Regions from separate parts of the Homo sapiens genome. Here region 2 is linked to region 1. Evidence: read pairs that join two places in POLR2A ChIA-PET (ENCODE). Cell type or tissue: OCI-LY7. All regions are shown on one strand.

Region 1 (8,000 bases):
GTTGCTACTGTTACTGAATTAAGACTTATGCTGTCTTAATACATGAGATACTTTGTTGCTAAGCTTTCCCCCTTCCTCCTCTCCCCCGCCCCACACACAGACATCACCTTCAAGCAGATACCCTTCCTCTTCTCTGCGTTCTCTTCCTGTTCACTGGCCCCTTACCTTCGGCTTTCAAGCATGCATATTTATCCATATCTTGAAAGAAATTGCTTGGCCGATTGCTTCCTGTCTCAACCACATTATTCCTCTTCTTCCTTACGTCATCAGTGAGAAAACTGTATTAGCAGATTTCAGTGGTATAGCAGTAATCTAGTGGGCATACTGTGTTTCACTACAAATGCATTCTTTCTTTCTTTCTTTTTCTTTTCTTTTTTTTTTTTTTTTTTGAGACGGAGTCTTGCTCTGTCGCCCAGGCTGGAGGGCAGTGGCGCAATCTCGGCTCACTACAAGCTCCGCCTCCCGGGTTCACGCCATTCCCCTGCCTCAGCCTCCCGAGTATCTGGGACTACAGGCGCCCGCCACCACACTCAGCTGATTTTTTGTATTTTTAGTAGAGACGGGGTTTCACCATGTTAGCCAGGATGGTCTCGATCTCCTGACCTCGTGATCTGCCCACCTTGGCTTCCCAAAGTGCTGGGATTACAGGCGTAAGCCACTGCGCCCGGCCTAAATGCATTCTCTTTCAATCTCCAATCTACTTAGAGATATGGCTCGCCTCCCCCTGCCGACTTCACTTACCAGTTTGTATTAATTATCAATGGGCTCTGAAGTAATAATGACAGCAAAATATATCCTCAATAGTTTTATATATTGTCAACCACTAATGGAACATTTTTCTTGTTTATGACTTACAGCCATGGCAATAAGACGGTCTCAGTCGTATTTTTCTCAATCCTGTAACTTTCTGTAAACGAGAGCTTTAATAAAAAGTTCAGGCCCGGCGTGGTGGCACACGCCTGTAATCCCAGCACTTTGGGAGGCCGAGGCAGGCGGATCACGAGGTCAGGAGATGGAGACTATCCTGGCTAACACGGTGAAACCCCGTCTCTACTAAAAATACCAAAAAAATTAGCTGGGCGTGGTGGCGGGCGCCTGTGGTCCCAGCTACTCGGGAGGCTGAGGCAGGAGAATGCGTGAACCTGGGAGGCAGAGCTTGCAGTGAGCCGAGGTCACACCACTGCACTCAAGCCTGGGCGACAGAGCGTGACTCCGTCTCAAAAAAAACAAAAAACAAAAAAAGTTCAGAAACATACATTTCTCTCTCTCTCTCTCTCTTCTTCTTCTTCTTTTTTTTTTTATGAGACAGAATCTCACTCTGTCACCCAGGCTAGAGCGCAGTGGTGCAATCTCAGCTCACTGCAGCCTCCACCTCCTGGGTTTGACTGATTCTCCCGCCTCAGCTTTCCAAGTAGCTGGGACTGCAGGAGTGCGCCACCACATCCGGCTCTCTCTCTCTCTCTTTTTTTTTTTTTTTTTTGTATTTTTGGTAGAGACAGGGTTTCACCATGTTGGCCAGGCTGGTCTCCAACTCCTGACCTCAAGTGATCTGCCCGCCTCGGCTTCCCAAAGTGCTGGGATTACAGGCATGAGCCACCGCGCCCAGCCTTTCTCTGATATTTTAAAATCATGACTCTATAATAGTTATTGGTGAATACAAAATGTTGAAAACCTCCGGTTTATACCTGCTGCCTCCATTTTGTTTTCTTTTTCTTTTCTTTCTTTTCTGTCTTTTTTTTTTTTTTTTTTTTTTTTTTTTTGAGACGTAGTCTCGCTCGGTCACCCAGGCTGGAGTGCAGTGGCGCAATCTCGGCTCTCGGCTCACTGCAAGCTCCGCCTCCCGGGTTCACGCCATTCTCCTGCCTCAGCCTCCTGAGTAGCTGGGACTACAGGCGCCCGCCACCTTGCCTGGCTAATTTTTTGTATTTTTAGTAGAGACCAGGTTTCACCATGTTAGCCAGGATGGTCTCGATCTCCTGACCTCGTGATGCGCCGGCCTCGGCCTCCCAAAGTGCTGGGATTACAGGCGTGAGCCACCGCGCCCGGCCACTGCCTCCATTTTCTTTATGTTTGCTTCTTCCTTAGCTGCCTACACTGAGGCTTCCCCTCTTACTGCTTTGGAAATGTTCTCTTGAAACAAAGCTACCAACAATTCCTTTCTTGTCAAATTCAAAAGCCACTGATTTTACTTCACTATTTGCCAACGCTGATCGTGCTTCTTTTCTTGAAACATTCTCTTCATTTTCACTGTCAGACCATACATCATCCTGGATGCATCCGGACAGAATGAGAACTGTGGCTGCTGCTGCTCCTACTGTAATTGTTACTCCTTTTACTTAGTAGTCATCTTTCCTTCACTGCTTACTGTAATTTCCACAGCAACCCTGAGGAGATCGGTATTATTATCCCCATTTTACAGTTGAGGAAACATGCTCAAAATTTAATCAACGGGTTCAAATTCACACACCAGAACAGGATCTGCTCTGGGAAATGTTAGATTTTGCAACGGAAAAGAAGAAAAAGTTTTTTCTAACTGGATCACAGCATACTATGTTGTTTATATTTAGATTAACTAGACTTTGTTTTATTCCATTTATCTGTAGTTTTGGGAAGTACTGTACATTTGGAAAGATGTCATTTCAAGTAATTTTTCTACCCAGGCTGTCCATTTACAATTACCTGGTCACCTTTGAATCACTTTCACCAAAATCAGAGAAGGTGGCTAGATAGCAAGTTGTGATATGCCACTGATTTTTTTTTCTCCCTTTTCAAGTTAAGTGGCTCCTGTAAGAATGGCCATGCAACCTTGGATTTATTCAGAGAATGCTCTAACCACATACACTACATCAAAAAGTATAGTCTCAGAATTTGACAGATGACAATAAAAATTTCCAATTAAACTATGTATTATAAATTGTTCAATTTTTGGCAGAGTGGATCTTATTGAAGGCACCATAATGATAAGGTAGGATTTAGTTACATACTTTAATTACATACATACTTTGTTTTCTCAAGCAAATGTGTAACAATGGTGTGATCTAGCTACAAAATATTTCCTTAAGATTTTTGTTGGCATGTCAGTGCTAACAATTAGGAATTAAGTGTTTTAAATTTAATCTGAAATTAGTGGTTTAAATACAATGATAAATGGTTTTCATGGTTGTCAGCCTTCATTTAATGTTATATTAAACCTCTTGAGTATGTTATACCACTACTTTGTTATTTAACTGATGGATCTGAAAACCCATAAAGATGCAGTATTTGTCTTACAAATAGCAAATGTATAGTCTTTGATTTGATCATTTAATGTACCCTTTTTTACACAGCCATTTGGCTTTAATCCTGTAACAGGTTATTGTCACTTGTCTTTTCTTTATCTACCAAAATGCCTTCAGTCATTTCATGAATAAATCAATGGAGGGAAGAGAGAAATATGAGTTATCCCAAAGATATATTAATGGCATTATTCCAATATAAATGGAATGAGGAAAAGAAGAATTATGCATTAGTAATGATGTTTTTCATTGCAGAGCAATTTCTACCTCGCAAAGGATTTTCATACAGATCCTCTTTCTTCATACTTAGCATTATATAGCTGAGGAAATTATAGTATTAAGTGACTTGTCTGAAGCCACACAGCAAGCATCAGATCTGGAATTAGAAAGCAAGTCTTCTCATGACCAGCCATTGTTCTTTTATAGTTTACCTTATAGATGGCATGAAAGTGACTTTTTTGTGGAATAGTTATTACAACTTCTCACCCCCCAATGTATCTACTTGTGAAAATAATGGGTTTTTTGTTTTGTTTTGTTTTGTTTTGTTTTGTTTTTTGAGACGAGTCTCGCTCTGTCGCCCAGGCTGGAGTGCAGTGGCGCGATCTCGGCTCACTGCAATCTCTGCCTCCCGGGTTCAAGCAATTCTCCTGCCTCAGCCTCCTGAGTAGCTGGGATTACAGGCGCCCACCACCACGCCCAGCTAATTTTTGTATTTTTAGTAGAGACGGGGTTTCACCATGTTGGTCAGGCTGGTCTCGAACCCCTGACCTCATGATCCGCCCGCCTCGGCCTCCCAAAGTGCTGGGATTACAGGCATGAGCTACCACACCCGGCCTGACTTACATGTTAAGGTGTCCAAATTGATTGAGATGTTCTTCTATCATAATTTATAGAATCTCTTCTACCATAATTTACTTCTTAACTGATGACCTTGGAGAATGAGCAGAATAACAGATGAGAAAGGGCTCAGGGAGAAAGAGAAATGTATATGCTCTCACTGGGCATGGTAGCTCATGCTTGTAGTCTCAGCACTTTGGAGGCCCAGGCAAGAGGATTGCTTGAGTTTAGAAGTTTGAGACCAGCCTGGGCAACATAGCAAGACCTCGTCTCTACTAAACATAAAAAAAAAAAAAAAAAAAAAAAAAAAAAAAAAAAAAAAAAAAAAAAAAAAAAAAGCTGAACATGGTGGCACGCCTGTAGTCCCAGCTACTTGAGAGGTTGAGATGGGAGGATCGCTTGAGCCTGGGAGATCAAGGCTGCAGTGAGCTAAGATTGCACCATTGCACTCCAGCTGGGTGGCAGAGTGAGACCCTATCTCTAAAAAAAAAATGTAAAAAAGAGACCGAGATGTATGTGTTCTCTACACTACTCATTATAAGGATGCAGGTGGGGATCAACTGGTTTATAAACAAGGTTTTACTTCCTCTTCCTGATCTGAACTGTATCATCATTTCCTCTATCTTTATTTGATGTGAAATGTATTGATGGTCATATATCAATTTCTTCTGTAGACTCAGTGATACAGGAAGTGTCCTGGTAAGCACTGGCACCCAAAACAGTAAAGATAAAAGCTTTAGTCTGAATTTTGCAGTTGGGAAAGTTGAAGTTGAGGGTGAAATGACTGAGCCACAGTGGGTTACTTAGCTTCCTGATACCAAGGCAGAGCTGTTTCCTCCAGGATTTGGTGACTTAGTAACCTCCTCCTGTTACTAGAAATTTCTCCTTTAGAGAAAACCAAAATTTGCTTCATTGTGATATTTACCCTCTGGGCCTATGTTTGCCCTCCAAGTCTGCATTGAACAAACGACTTTCTCCTTGTCTCCCCTGCATATGTCTTATGCAGCTTAGGGTCAGAAGTGGATTTGATTTCTGAGGAAACATCACCAACCAAGAATCTTTTTGTTTTTCCAGATAGAGGGTTTTGCTCTGTCACCCAGGCTGCAGTGCAGTGGTACCATCACAGCTCACTGTAGCCTCACACTCCTGGGCTCAAGTGATCTTCCCACCCCAGCCTCCTGAGTGTCTGGGATTACACGGGAGCCCCACCATGCCCTGCTATTTTGTTTTTAAATTTTTGTAGAGATGGGGTCTTGTTAGGTTGCCCTGGCTAATCTTGAACTCCTGCCTCAAGCGATCCTCCCTCCCCAGCCTCCCAAAGTGCTGGGATTACAGGTGTGAGCCACTGCACCTGGCTGTCCAAGGGACTTCTAAACAAAGCTTATTTTTGTTATAATAAAAACAAATGAAGATTAAGCAATCTAAAGACAAAGCCTCCTGAGTAGCTAGGACCACAGTGGCCCATCACCATGCCCAGCTAATTTTTGAATTTTTTGTAGGAACAGAGTTTCTCCATGTTGCTCAGGCTGGTCTGCAGCTCCTGGGCTCAAGCGATCCTCCTGCCTCAACCTCCCAAAGTGCTGTGATTACATATATGAGCCACTGTGCCTGGGCTAGTACATTGTGTTTTATCTCACTCTCTCATCTCAGAGGGAGGCTGAGGTAATTTATGCATATACACATGCACACACCCCATTTGTTGGACATCTACAATGTTCCTAATCCTTACAAGTTAGATTTTATTATCCCCATTTTACAGATGAGGAATCTGTGGTTAGATAACTCTTTAAAATCACTCAGCTAGAAAGTGGCTACAGTGGCATTAGAACTAAAAATTCCCATGGGATGAATGCCTTGGCTTTAAGTCCTTGCTCTTTTCACTGTAATATGCTGCGTGTCTGATCACATGGAATATTTGTGGTAAAGGTAAGAAACTTCAGAAGGCCACAGAACTAGTTTTGGAGCTGGAATCAGTTTTATGTTGTCTTGATTTTGTTCCTATTTGCTTGTGTAGTTTGCTAGATGTTACTTGCTTGAAAAGAAGTATCAATTGGGCTCATTTTTCCCCAAGTCCTTACAAACAGTGGTGCCTGTTTGATGCTTTGATTTAAAAAGAAATTGATAGTACCTTTAAGACTGTATGGATGGCAAGCTACTCCAAGGCTGGACTACATCTCTAGTTTCCTGAAAATGATTCCTCTCTAGGATTTACAGTTTGCTGGCTTTTAAGACATAATAGAAAACACAATTCTCTCCTTAAGCCCTGCAAGTCCTTGGCCGGGCGCAGAAGCTCACACCTGTAATCCCAGCACTTTGGGAGGCCAGGGCGGGGGGATCATGAGGTCAGGAGTTCAAGACCAGCCTGGCCAACATGGTGAAACCTCGTCTCTACTAAAAATACAAAAATTAGCCTGGCATGGTGGTGTGCGCCTGTAATCCCAGCTACTCAGGAGGCTGAAGCAGGACAATCGCTTGAACCCGGAAGTTGCAGTGAGCCAAGATTGCTTCATTGCACTCAAGCCTGGGTGACAGAGTGAGACGAGACTCTGGCTCAAAAAAAAAAAAAAAAAAAAAAAAAAAAAAAAAAAAAAAAAAAAAGCCTTGCAAGTCCTGAGGGGGCCCAGTGCTAAGACAAACGGATATGGTCATTTTCCCAAAAGGTTAAGGAGAATAGTTAGGTACAAGAATACCACACACCATCCTCAAACGGACAGAATTTTTGCCAGATACTGTTAATAAGTCAGATTTAATTGATAGATGGGTAAGATCTGAAATAACAGTCAGTCAAAAACAAGGCCTTTATTCTTCAAATCATTCTAAACTCCAAACTTCCCCCAAATGGCTTGAGATCACATTAAAGCCCAAACCTTCCATTTCTAAAGGAACAGAAATACATCGCAGTTCCCCGAATTCTCTTTCCCTTCAGCGTTGCCTGTCTACTCAGTTTAGACTGTTCTGAACTATCAGGCTCCGGGGTGGTGGCAGGCTCTGCTCACCCCAAGCTTTCCATTTTGATCAGTTTAATTCCCTAGGAGCCGACGACTGCCATCGGAAGGAAGAGAAATTGTGAGCTCGCGCTGGGCTGCCGGGGAGGGGAGGGCTGGCCAGTGAGGACTCCTATCTCTGGGGCTGGTCACCCAGCCTCAAACAAATCTGCATCACCCTGGGGGGTCTCACCCCTTTTTCTATGTCAATGATCCCCATTTGTCCCAAGTGCTTGGGGTTTCAGGTCCTGGTGAGCCATTCTCATTTATCTTCCTTTTGTTTTCTGCCTTAACTACTGACAATTATCATTTATTCTGTTCCTTTTAGCTTGGTGGTGAGTGCTGAGGCTTTGCTAGCCTTTCAGTTCCGCCATTCAGCCTCTTTCTAAAAAAAAAAAAAAAAAAAAACTGGGGCTTACCCAGTCTCTGACTAACAAGATGTCTTAGAGTTGGAGGGGATTTCTCAGTCCAGATTTTTCCTTGAATTTTCTTCCGTGTCAGAAAAGATTTAAAGACAAAAAAGTGCTCTTCCAATGGTGGCCGTGAGTCAGATGGCCCTGAATCAGATTTCTCCCTCTTCTTTAAAACCTTATTGAGGATCTTTCTGTCCTCAGCAAAATGCACACAATTTTAGAGGTTCACAGACCTTCTCATCTTTTAGACCTTTTTGAGGTTCTTTCTGTCCTCAGAAAAATGCACACAATTTTAGAGACTCACAGACCTTCTGATATCCATGAATGTACTGTCTCCAAATTAGGATTCCTGCCTGCGCTAGCGTACTTCTGGAGTTCTGAGATCTGATCTAGTATGAAGACCTCAGTAGTGAATGTGGCTTTTGAGATGGAATAATCTGATTTCCTCTCAGTTTTCCATAATTTTCAGCCTCACATATCAGAAAATCTGG
Region 2 (8,000 bases), 150 kb before region 1:
ACAAAAACATGTAAATTTCCTATTCCTGGGACTTCCTATGCACTGCTGAGCCTATCTGTTTTTAGTCACTGATAGAATGCCAAGAAGCCAGGTCCTGAGAGATCATGAGGACAAAAATAAACTCCTCTCCCAACTCACAGTCACATTATTGTTGCAGGGGCAGAGTTGGCCACAGAAAACTCAACAGGCTGGGTAAGACTATTCCTCCAGGAAGGCTGTTTTTCTCTTTCTTTCCCTCGCTCCCCTTTTACAGAAACCTAAACCATCGCCAGCTGTTGTAATCACACACACTGGATAAAGGGAAGCAAAAAGAATGGAATATATTTAGCCTAGGGTTTGGAGTCTAAAAGCCCATGTTCCATTCAAACTCTGCAAGAATCACTAAGGTTCTTGGTTTAAGCAACAGCCACCACCCCCCTTTTTTTTTTTTGAGACGGAGTTTCGCTCTTGTTGCCCAGGCTGGAGTGCAATGGCACGATCTCGGCTCACTGCAACCTCCGCCTCCCTGGTTCAAGCGATTCTCCTGCCTCAGCCTCCCGAGTAGCTGGGATTACAGGCATGTGCCACCACACCCGGCTAATTTTGTATTTTTAGTAGAGAAGGGGTTTCTCCATGTTGGTCAGGCTGGAACAGCCACCCCCTTATATGCTCGCTACAGATTCCAAAACACCTCCAGAGCCTGGAGTTTTAGAGATTATGAATTCTGTCTCTTGGCTTAAAAAGTTTTTATTTTTATTTATTTATTTATTTTGAGACAGAGTCTCGCTCTGTCGCCCAGGCTGGAGTGCAGTGGCGCGATCTCGGCTCACTACAAGCTCCGCCTCCCGGGTTCAGGCCATTCTCCTGCCTCAGCCTCCTGAGTAGCTGGGACTGCAGGCACCCGCCACCACACCCGGCTAATTTTTGTATTTTTGGTAGAGACAAGGTTTCACCATGTTAGCCAGGATGGAAAAAGTTTTTATTATAAATGCTGTCTATTTGAATTGGAATACCACAGTTTATTTTGTTTTCATAGGCTTTTATTCTTTTTCCTTTTTTTCTCATACTTTAAAACTTAGGTTATAATTCACATACTGTAAACTCACCATTTTATTTATTTATTTATTTATTTTAAGTATTACGGAGCTTCTCCACTTTTTTTTAATTAATTTTTTTTTTTAAAGAGAGACAGGGGTCTCACTATGTTGCCCAGACTGGTCTCTAACTCCTGGGCTCAAGTGATCCTCCCACCTTGGCCTCCCAAAATGCTGGGATTATATGTGTGAGCCATGGCATCCATTACTTATTTATTTTTATTGATTTATTTATAGAGACAGGGTCTCACTATGTTGCCCAGGCTGGTCTCAAACTCCTAGACTCAAGCAATCCTCCTACCTCTGTCTCCCAAAGTACTGAGATTACAGGCATGAGCCACTGTGCCTGCCTGACAGTCACCCTTTTAAAGTATTCAGTGGTTTTTTAGTACGTTCACAAAGTTGTATAACCATCACCACTATCTAATTCCAGAATATTTCTATTACCCCCCAAAAGAAACCCCATACCTATTAGCAGTAACTCCTCAATTCCCTCTCACCCCAAAGCCTAGAAACCACTAATCCACATCCTGTTTCTATGGATTTGCCTTTTTTGGAAAGTTCATAGAAATGCAATCATACGCTGGGCATGGTGGCTCATGCCTGTAATCCCAGCACTTTGGGAGGCTGGGGCAGGCGGATCACCTGAAGTCAGGAGTTCGAGACCAGCCTAGCCAACATGGTGAAACCCCTTCTCTACTAAAAATACAAAGTTAGCCGGGCATAGTGGTAGGTGCCTGTAGTCCCAGTTACTTGGGAGGCTGAGGCAAGAGAATCGCTTGAACCTGGGAGGTGGAGGTTGCAGTGAGCTGAGATCGCGCCACTGCACTCCAGCCTGGGAGACGGAGCGGGACTCCGTCTCAAAAAAAAAAAAAAAAAAGAAAAGAAAAAAGAAATGCAATCATACAATATGTGTCCTTTTGTGACTTGCCTTTTCCACTTAGCATAATGTTTTCAATGTTCATCTATGTTGTATCATATATCAGTATTTCATTCATTCCTTTTCTTTTTTTGAGAAAGGGTCTCACTCTGTGGCCAATGCTGGAGTGCAGTTGCATGATCATGGCTCACTGTAGCCTTAAACTCCTGGGCTCAATTGATCCTCCCACCTCAGCCTTCTGAGTATCTGCAACTACAGGCAATGCCACCACACCTGGCTTTTTTTTTTTTTTTTTTGTAGAGACAGGGTCTTACTGTGTTTCCCAGGTTAGTCCTGAATTCCTGGTCTCAAGCAATCTTCCCATCTTGGTCTCCCAAAGTGCTGAAATTATAGGCATGAGCCACTGTGCCTGGCCTCATTCATTCCCTTTTATGAGCGAATAATATTCTATTGCATGGATATACCACATTTTATTTATCCATTTTTCAACTGACAGGCATTTTGGTTATTTACACATTTTGGTTACCATGAATGATGCTGTTATAAACATTTGTTTATAAGATTTCATGTGGCCGGATACAGTAGCTCATGCCTGTAATCCTAGCACTTAGGGAGGCCAAGGCTGGCGGATCACCTGAGGCCAGGAGTTCAAGACCAGCCTGACCAACATGGAGAAACTCTGTCTCTACTAAAAATACAAAATTAGCCGGGCGTTGTAGCGCATACCCGTTAATCCCAGGTACTTGGGAGGCTGAGGCAGGAGAACTGCTAGAACCCGGGAGGCAGAGGTTGCAGTGAGCCGAGATCGAGCCATTGCACTCCAGCCTGGGCAACAAGAGCGAAACTCTATCTCAAAAAAAAAAAAAAAAAGATTTTATCTGGACATGTTTTTAATTTTCTTGCATATGAACCTGGAAGCAGAATTGCTAGGTCATGTGCTCTCTGTTTAATTTTCTGAGGAACTGCCAAACTGTTTTCCAAAACAGCTGTACTATTTTACATTCCTATCAGCAATGTATGAGGGCCCCAATTTCTCCATATCTTGTCTAACACTTATTATTGCCTATCTTTCCAATTATAGCCATTCTAGTAAATGTGTCTTAATTTTTAAGCTTAATTTATCTACTAGTTATTTGATGGTGGACCTGTTTTACAAATATGTTATCTCCTAAAACTTTCTGTGATAGTAAAATTGTTTTATTTTTTATTTTTTTATTTTTTGAGACAGAGTCTCTCTCTGTCATCGAGGCTGGAGTGCAGTGGCACAATTATAGCTCACTGTAGCCTCAATCTCCTGGACTCAACTGATCCTCTTGCCTCAGCCTCCTGAGTAGCTGGGACTACAGGTGCACACCACCATGCCCAGCTAATTTTTGTATTTTTTGTAGAGATGGAGTTTTACCACATTGCCCAGGCTTGTTTCAAACTCCTGACCTCAAGCCATCTGCCTGCCTCAACCTCCCAGAGTGCTGGGATTACAGACGTGAGCCACCATGCCTGGCCAGCTTGTTCTTTAAAGTAAAAAACTTATTGCTGAAATTATCTTGTAAAAGCAAATGTAATGGGCCTCATGAGCCGTCAGGTACCAATATTAATACCTATATAACCAAGGGTAACAATGAGGGTCATATGAGACAATGGGGATAATAGTAACAATAAACACATGTAATATCCACTATGTTCAGATACTTTTCCAAATGCCTTAGTGTTGACTTACTTAATATTCAGAACAACCCTGGAGGAAGCACCATTCGTAGCACCATGTTACAGACAATGACACTGGGACAAAGAAAGGCTAAGTAACATGTTCAAAATTGTATCACTAGCAAGTGCCAAGGCCAGGATTTGAGTCCAGGAATTCTAAAAGCAAAGGCTTAACCACTGATGAGGTTACTTCCGTATCTCAGAGGGGTTGTTGTAGGGAAAACTACAACTACCATTTATTATTGCTAATATTATTTTCATTATATGCAAGCAGAATGAGAATTAGGGATAAAGTTACAGAAAGAACATTATCCCGGGAGTCAGGAGACCAGGGTTGGGGTCATGGCTCTATCAGCAATCATATGACTTTGGGAAAGTTACTCGGCCCCTTGGAATCTCAGTTTTCTTCCTCAATGAAATGGAAATCCAGCCTAGGCAACATGGCAAGACCCTGTTTCTACAAAAAAATTTAAAAATTAGCCAGACATGGTGGCACATATCTCTGGTCCCAGCTCCTTGGGAGGCTGAGGTGGGAGGATCACTTGAGCCCAGGAGTTTGAGGCTGCAGTGAGCCAAGATTGTGCTACTGCACTCCAGCCTGGAATAAAAAAAAAAAGCCAGGCATAGTGGCTCACGCCTGTAATCCCAGCTACTTGGGAGGCTAAGGCACAAGAATTGGTTGAACTTGGGAGGCGAAGGTTGCAGTGAGCTGAGGTTGCACCACTGCACTCCAGCTTGGCCAACAGAGCAAGACTCTGTCTCAAAAAAGAAAAAAAGAAAAAAGAAATTCTAAATTCTATTATCATCCCACAGTGATATCAGGATGACTAAACTAGACAATAGCTAGAAAGCTCCCTGTGATCTGTGGAATACTATAAGTGAATATGATTTTATTATTGAAAATATCAGTTCTTTTAATCGTCAAGTCCTGAATATAAAGTTTCATTCTTGGGAGAAAAGCTGGGTCTCCCAGGGCTCTTCATTGCATAGTGCTAATCTCAGATGAGGTTCTTCATCCTTCTTTAATTGCACAGAGCTGCTTCACTCACTCATTTTTCCTGAAAACTATCAAGTTTTCTGAAGTTACAATCAGTAAAGATTTCAGATTACTAAGCCTTTATTTATATTCCTGGGGTTGGTATTTGCAAATGTTTCTAGCATCTGAGAATGGCATCAATTTTTGGAGAGAAAAATAGTAAACTTAATTTTAACTGTAAAAAACCTAGAGGCAGCCAGGAGCAGTGGCTCTGTCCTGTAATCCCAGCACTTTGGGAGTCCAAGGCGGTGTATCACTTGAGGTCAGGAGTTCGAGACCAACCTGGCCAACATGGTGAAGCCCCATCACTACTAAAAAAAAATACAAAAATTAGCCAGGTGTGGTGGTGGGAGCCTGTAGTCCCAGCTACTCAGGAGGCTGAGGCAGGAGAATGGCATGAACCCCGAAGGCAGAGCTTGCAGTGAGCCAAGATCGTGCCACTGCACTCCAGCCTGGGCAACAGAGCGAGAGTCTGTCTCAAAAAAAAAAAAAAAATTGGATTTATTGCCAGCATTTGAGGACTAGAAGTATGCTGCAAACATTTACATTCCAGGTTTCTCTTAAAAAATGGGTCCGGGCGTAGTGGCTCATGCCTGTAATTCTAGCACTTAAGGAGGCTGAAGTGGGAGGATTGCTTGAGCCCAGGAGTTCAAGACCAGCCTGGGCAACATAGCAAGACCTCATCTCTACAAAAAAAAATTTTTTTTAATTAGCTGGGTGTGGTGGTGTGCGCCTGTAGTCTCAGCTATTGGGGAGGCTGAGGTGGGAGGATTGCTTGAGCCCAGGAGTTCTAGGTTACAGTGAACTACGATCATGCCATTGTACTCCAGCCTGGGTGACAGAGCAATACCTTGTCTCAAAAAAATTTTTAAAGAAGGTTTTTTTTTAAAAAAGTATGGGCTGCACCTGTAATCCCAGCACTTTGGGGGGCCGAGATGGGTGGATCACTAGGTCAAGAGATCGAGATAATCCTGGCCAACATGGTGAAACCTCGTCTCTACTAAAAATAAAAAAATTAGCTGGGCGTGGCAGCGCGGGCCTGTAGTCCCAGCTACTTGAGAGGCTGAGACAGGAGAATCGCTTGAACCCAGGAGGCAGAGGTTGCAGTGAGTGGAGATCATGCCACTCCACTCCAGCCTGGGTGACAGAGTGAGACTCTGTCTCAAAAAAAAAAAAAAAAAAAAGGATGGGCTGCATTGCTGTAGAAATATCATTTAAGTTGGTTCCTCCTGTCGTTATGTTAAGGCTGTGACAGGGCAGTGGTATTAACACATCTAGAGAGATAAAGAGCTATGCTGTATCTATACTAGTACTTCACACTAGTATTTATACGAATGTGAAATTTCTATAAAAGGGAACAGACTCCATGGCCACTGCTATCCTGAGAGTTCCAGTCAAGGGATTGTTTTGGCGCTCCTTGTGCCAAAGCGGTTCACTTTTGATATGGCCCACTGAATTCTGAATGTTTAACTCTGCTACCAAAGTGATTGCAATGAAGATCTGGCCTACTCCGGGAGATAGAATGTGCTGCTGACCCAAGAGTATGTAAGTACTGTGCCTCCCTAGAGACTTTTTTCAAAACAATCAGAAATTAATTCATGACTTGGCACCCACAGGCCTTCCCAGTCTCACAAATATTTTGCTTGGCTCGAGTCCATATCTCAGGTCCTGATTACCTTAGTCTTTGATAAGAGCCATCTCTGGGCCCTTAGAAGCACAGGGTCTGAATCTGGAATGCAGAGGCTAAAGGAAGGTGAGACTCCAGCTGACCCTCCCTTAGCTATGTGACCAGCAATCTCCTTCTACAAGTTTCTTCAGTTCCTTCCTCCATAACCTTTTAGGACCTTTTTTTTTTTTTTTGAGACAGAGTCTCACTCTTGTGGCCCAGGCTGGAGTGCAGTGGCATGATCTCGGCTCACTGCAACCTCCGCCTCCCGAGTTCAAGTGACTCTCATGCCTCGGCCTCCCAGGTAGCTGGAATTACAGGCACCTGCCACCACACCCAGCTAATTTTTGTACTTCTGGTAGAGATGGGGTTTCACCATGTTGGCCAGGCTGTTTGCTCCCTCTTTTTTAAAACTCTTTTTAAAAAAAAAAAATTGTGATCAAATATACACAACAGTAAGTTTACCATGTTAACCATTTTAAAATACACATTTCTATAGCATTAAGTCCATCCATATTGTTGAACAACCATCACTGCCATCCACCCCCAGACCATTTTCATCTTGTGAAATGTAAACTCTGCACCCATTAAATACTAACTCTCCATTCCCCGTTTCCTCCAGCCTCTCTGACAGTCGCCATTCTACTTCCTGTCTCTATGAATTTAACTAATCTATGGACTTCATATAAGAGGAATCATATGATATTTGTCCATTTGCGACTGGCTTATTTTGCTTAGCATAATGTCTTCAAGGTTCACCCATGTTGTAGCATGCTGTAAAATTTCCTTCCTTTTTAAAAGTGAGTAATCATCCATTGTATGGATATACCACATTTTGTTTATCTATTCAACTGTCAATGGACCCTGGGTTGCTTCCACCTTTTGGCTACTGTGAATAAGCTGCTGTGAACATGGGTGTACAACATCTGTTTTGAGTCTTTGCTTTCACTTCTTTGAGTTTATACCTAGAAGTGAAATTGATAGATCATATGGTAATTCTATGTTTAATTTTTTTTTTTCTTTTTGAGATGGAGTCTCACTCTGTCGCCCAGGCTTGAGTGCAGTGGCACGATCTTGGCTCACTGGAACCTCTGCTTCCCGGGTTCAAGCAATTCTCTTGCCTCAGCCTCCCGAGTAGCTGGGATTGTGGATGTCCGCCACCACACCTGGCTAATTTTTGTATTTTTAATTTTTAGTAGAGACAGAGTTTTGCCATGTTGACCAGGCTGGTCTCAAACTCCTGACCTCAAGTGATGCCCGCCTTGGCCTCCCAAAGTGCTGGCATTACAGGCGTGAGCCACTGTGCCCGGCCTCAATGTTGAATTTTTTGAGGGTCTGTCATATCATTTTCCACACCATCTGCACCATTTTAAATTCCCACCAGCAATGCTCAAGCGTTCCAACTTCCCCACATCCTCACCAATACTTCTTGTTTTGTTTTGTTTTAAAATAATAGCCATCCTAACGAGTGTGAAGTGGTATACGAGAAAACTCTGAAAGTTGATTTCCTTCTCTATTCAACCCAGTCTACTTTTCTACCACTTCACAGATAAACCTCTTTTAAGGTCACTGGAGTCTTTTATAACGCATCATCCAAAGGTCACTATTCAGCCCCCAACTCATAATACAATCCCCATATAG

Evidence for each region. ChIA-PET counts read pairs that join two places held together with the same protein. Peaks named below come from ENCODE experiments on the same cell type or tissue, not always from the same donor. Only the 100,000 strongest peaks of a DNase experiment are listed, where the experiment ranks them.
Region 2: POLR2A ChIA-PET joins it to region 1 with 9 read pairs; 2 of 35 experiments call an interaction of 5 or more read pairs at or near these places.

What each region holds. Positions count from the first base shown.
Region 1 is chr12:95,566,884-95,574,883 of GRCh38, forward strand. No RefSeq gene overlaps it. Among named protein-coding and RNA genes, the nearest start is that of USP44, 19 kb to the left of the region's middle. RefSeq lists an enhancer at 7,242-7,371. In OCI-LY7, no CTCF peak of the experiment used is centred here; DNase peaks (open chromatin) are centred at 1,408, 4,638, 6,622 and 7,458; H3K4me3 peaks cover 1,537 bases; H3K27ac peaks cover 4,138 bases.
Region 2 is chr12:95,418,179-95,426,178 of GRCh38, forward strand. All of the region lies in intron 5 of LOC107984545 (a long non-coding RNA gene), which reads right to left. Among named protein-coding and RNA genes, the nearest start is that of METAP2, 52 kb to the right of the region's middle. In OCI-LY7, no CTCF peak of the experiment used is centred here; no DNase peak of the experiment used is centred here; H3K27ac peaks cover 318 bases.